Regions from separate parts of the Homo sapiens genome. Here region 2 is linked to region 1. The links are chromatin loops, found by intact Hi-C in ENCODE. Cell type or tissue: PC-3. All regions are shown on one strand.

Region 1 (2,500 bases):
AATATTTTAGCAATCACTATATCATCAGGTTTCTCTGTTTTCCAGTCTTTTGTCCTAACTCCATTGTAGTAAGGATATCACTTTAAATTTTTTTAAATGCAAATAAATCTAAGACCACTATTGTCAAGTTAATATCCACTTGGTACTTGTATGATGAATTATTATAGTTGTGAAGGTAATATAGTTTCTTATATGCTGAGACTATGGACCAGAGTTGGCTGTTAGTGCTGAGTACATAAGACATTAACAAAAAAGGATAATGAAAATGACCATAAATAGGAAAACGCTACCATGCCGCTTAATATTTTCCGAACTTTGAGTCATGATTTACTTGTGGGTCATGAAATCAAAGAGTGATAACAAAATTAAGAACAGAAAATATGAAAGTGTAGTATATATGGTGAAGTTAAGAATTGGTTCATAAAACCTTGGTTGCAGGATGTGCTCTGGGTCACAATGTGAAATCTACTTCTGCTATAGGTCAGAGTCAGTGGAAAGTCACTATTGTAGCCGGTACCTAACATGTTAAAGAGAAAGTCTATATAGTCTTACTCAGTATGAGTCACCACTGGACAATATTCAATATTCACCACCTCCTCAATATTCAAATCCTGGATAGCCTGAGAAAGTCAATGACATGCATTGTGCTGAGATCATGTGGTTCAGGTTAGAACAGTTTTTCTGGGCTTTGACTGAATCTCACAGATCTAAATGTGTTTTTATTGCCATGTTTGCTAAATGTCCTTGGTAAAGAGTGGAGACTCCAAGGAACACTGGTCAAGGTATGTCACCTTTTCACTAAAATAAACACAACTTTATTTCTCAACTAGGAATAGTGTCAACATAACTGAAAAATTCAAATAAATTTTGAATTGCTTGAACTGCCTTTATTATATATTTTATAGATTATCTAACATCAAATTATGCTATGATCACTTTTATTCAGTAACTTACTGATTTTGTATGTTTTTATACAGAAATGGATTATCATTCTAGTAGAGCCTGGAGAGTTCAAACTGTCTGAAAGTTCTACCTAATCTTTTCTACCTAATCAATGCATAAGACACTGGTAACTTCTTAGGCACTCTCTCATAATCTCTGCAATTTCCCTTCTGTATTCTGAAAGTAAACATCTATTTTTTCAATCTGTTGTAAGCTGCCATATATACAACAAGCTTATTACATCTTACAACCAGACTTCCACTTGTAAATTGCCTCCTCCTCCTCATATAGAAATTCTGGAGCTGCCACTCATATTTCTTCAGAATCCCAGTGACTCACTGTAGAATCAGCTCTGCCTTTTCTCAATTTCTGGCATCCTTCAAATATCTTTCAGATGAGAAATGGGGTTGAAATTGGACAACATTTCTTTCTACCATCCCTTGAGGACAAGATTTCAAAATCTTTACCCCCAGGCTTTCAAAGGCCAGGCCTGTAATGCCAAATACATGTGAGATGTTCTCCATTATGAAGTCCCTTGAATTCTAAATTTAAATCTCAAAAAAATCTAAATCTGAACTTTTTTTTTCCTGTCTCCCAGAACAGCTGCTTTCTCCTACTGACTTTCTGTGTTTATGAAGATCCCTTGTTTTCCCAGACTTCAAGACTCAAAACTTCAAGATCATATTGGACTCCTTTTTTGGTTCTCACCTTCTCCATTTAATCCATCATGAAAGTTTACATCACTCAACCAATTCGAAATCTGTCTGGCTGGGCTCTAAACCTACTTCACAGTGTTCATTCTGGCAAGAAGGTGTCATGAGAGTGTCTCTTGATTGACTCAATTGATGAGACCAGAAATAAATACAACATGACATCATGGTAGGAACAGTTTTCTATCTCTAGCTTAAAATAAATCTAAAACATAATAGGAACTTATTAGGAAGAACAATGGCTTTGTAATTTTCTGTCATTTAAAAAATAAAGAAAATTCTCCTTTCACAGGATTATTAAATGCTCATTCCAAAGTTTAAAAAATATTACTTGTATATGACTATATTTTATTTCACTTTATAGTAAGTTCCTTCTATAGTCCTGAATATATGGGTTGCTAGTTAAAATTAAAGCAGCCTGTAATCCTACTACTTAGGGAGGCTGAGGTGAGAAAATTGCTTGAGCTCAGGTTCAACACCGGCCTGGGCAACACGGCGAAACCCTGTCTCTACACGAATTACAAAAATTAGCTGGGTGTGGTGGTGTGTGCCTGTGGATCCAGCTACTCAGGAGGCTGAGGTGGAAGAATTGCTTGAGCCCAGGAGGTTGAGCCTCAATGAGCTATGATCACGCCACTGCACTCCAGCCTGAGTGACAGAGTGAGACCCTATCTCAGTAAGTAAATAAATATGTAAATAAAACTAAAGCAGAGACCATGATTTCCTTTCTATTGTTTTCTAATTCTTCTTTAAATGAGTCACTTTGCACTTTTCTTTTCTACAACTGGAAAATCAACAAATACATTTTAAGCTACTGAGGGCCAATAGGTTTCAATTTCCTTATTGGC
Region 2 (2,500 bases), 150 kb after region 1:
TTTTTTTAAAAAGAACTAGAACATTAAGAGTATAACTATGTTCCACTCAGCCATTTCCATCCCCGCTCCTTAAGTCGATGCCTATCATGCCTGTAGTTATTTTTTCTTTCACTACATGTGTACATATATATTTGTGTGTATATATACATTTTTACATAAGCAGGAAAAATAATAATAACAATAATAATAATTTGTGTCTGCTGGAGAATTGCTCGGTGTGTGGGGAAAAACCAACACACATTTTGGTGACCAGAGATGAAATATTCTGTGTTGAATGGTGTGTGATAGCAGAAAAAACAGTTTTTTTTAATGCATATATCAGACAACTACCCACTCCAGTATTTCCCTGCATGATTTTGAAATTGCCTGATTTCCATTCTGAGCCCTGCACTAACACTTTTTTGTGTAGGCTGTCACTGTGATGGGGCATCTGACAGGATCTCCAAGGGAAGGTCTGGTATATTACAGCTTAGTGCAGAGATCAGGTAGAGAACTATAGTTTTCAGGCCAAGCCTTGCTTGCCACCCATTTTCATAAATAAACTTTTATTGTGACATAGCCGTATCCATTTGTTTACATAGTATATTCGGCTGTGTGGAGTAGTTGTGGCTGAAACTATATGCCCCACAAAGACTAAAATATTTACTATCAGACCCTTTACAGACCCCTGGCCTAGTGGATCTGTGTTCACTTTCAGGATTTCTCATTGAAGTGGGAGGAAAATGAGTGTCTTCTTTGCCATCTCAAATTCAATACTGGGTGGCTAGTGTAGGTAAAGCTGAATGAACTACCAGGGAAAAATACAGATGTATAGGATGTGCTGTCTGTCCTCAAAATAATATTCATTGGTGGATCCCTTTTCAAAGAGTAGAATGCTTTTCATATCCCTCCCTGCCCGTATTATTTTCTCTGAGAAAAGAATCCAGCTAGTGTTTGCACTTGTAATTCATGACATTTATATAGCACCACAGAGCATGCATAGCCTACACATAATTTTATTGAATCCAGAGATCAGAATCATTGTTTTCCTTCCACATTTGGAGTGGGAGGGGGAAGGCAGAATGAGTCAAAAGCTGGAAATGAGAAAAAGTTTCCTGAAGCATGAAACAAAGTAGAATAGCTATTTTGCTGTGGACCAAGTGGGTAAAGACATGGCATAAACAATGTGGATTCACTAAAAGCCATTATCATGAGCATGATTCATGGGTGTGTAAAAAATTTAAACAAAAATTCCTTTACCCAGTAGTCAAATTTCTCAAATTTATGACTCACTCATCATACCCTTCTATCATCTGGAACTAAATCAAATATTCAGGTTCCATCATGTTTTGGATATTTCAGGTCTTCATTTATCATTTCTCCCCTTAAAGGGCCCTCAGGGAGAGGGCAACGGTTTGATGGATTATATATTTCAATCTTTCACACTCAGGGTAGCATCCTGTTTCCTGGTGTTAAAAGTAAAGATTGTTTCCTTTCCACAAGTAGCTTTTAAGCCCTACTCATTAACGTTTTAGATTATTTTATGGCCTTATATATGATGTAGTTTACAATGATATCATCATCAAAAATTTATGATGCTGCCACGTAAAACTAGAGAAAGAAAAACTCTATCAAAAGAGACACCTCTTTTGAAAAAGTACCTCTGTTAATATGAATACACTGCCATGTTTAAAGATGCAGAACATGTTACAAATAAATGGACATGGCTGATTGTGTTTCCCAGCCTGGCTACATTTTCATATTACTGTGATTAATTCTGTCAAAGGAGGACAATTATGACATCTGAAAGTGTGTTTTGATTTTTAAAATCCAAAAAGGAACATGCCTTCTTGGTTAAATGGAGTTATTAAAATATTTGGTAAGAATGAACTTCCCAAAAGGTAGCATAGCTTTGCTTATCATCTAGACTTAAAATTAAAAGCAGCTTTATGTTAGATTTTAATAAACTGTATAATTTCTAAATTTTTATTTTATATATAAATATATATATTCTTTTTATACATGAGATATGTATCTAGCTATCAGGATAGCACTATGGTTTAATTAATTTTTAAATATTAACAAGGCAATTTGATCCACATTTGTGTAGGTACAGCTGGTTGCCTACATAACATTTATTCTCCTCCTTAAACTTCTTTCTCTCTACTAAAATTCTAATTTTGTGTGGCTATACACCCTCTTCAATAGGGTCATTTACATCAGGGAAGAATGAGCCCTGATTGGTTTAAGTTAATCATGTGATTGATTTAGCTTGGCATGTGAGTCAGGCCAGTGGCCATCAGCAGAAGTCAGCTAAGGGCTTTTTGTGAGATGGTTCTTTCTCATTTGAAAAGTTTGTAAGAAAGAGTTCATTACTGGACATTTTCAATGGGATAGCTAAAACGGTGGCAGTCATATTGAGACCTCAGGCGAGGAACTAGGGGAGGACAAGGCTAACAGGCTGAAGATGGCACAAGACAAGGAAGGAATGATGACATCATGAGCCAAGGATTAATCAACC

What was found. Peaks named below come from ENCODE experiments on the same cell type or tissue, not always from the same donor. Only the 100,000 strongest peaks of a DNase experiment are listed, where the experiment ranks them.
Region 2: it touches region 1 in a loop (3-fold over the local background); 1 of 110 quality-filtered maps calls a loop at or near these places.

What each region holds. Positions count from the first base shown.
Region 1 is chr5:143,920,385-143,922,884 of GRCh38, forward strand. No RefSeq gene overlaps it. Among named protein-coding and RNA genes, the nearest start is that of HMHB1, 110 kb to the left of the region's middle. In PC-3, no CTCF peak of the experiment used is centred here; DNase peaks (open chromatin) are centred at 597 and 1,327; H3K4me3 peaks cover 285 bases; H3K27ac peaks cover 2,500 bases.
Region 2 is chr5:144,071,586-144,074,085 of GRCh38, forward strand. No RefSeq gene overlaps it. Among named protein-coding and RNA genes, the nearest start is that of YIPF5, 98 kb to the right of the region's middle. In PC-3, no CTCF peak of the experiment used is centred here; a DNase peak (open chromatin) is centred at 1,126; H3K4me3 peaks cover 539 bases; H3K27ac peaks cover 1,586 bases.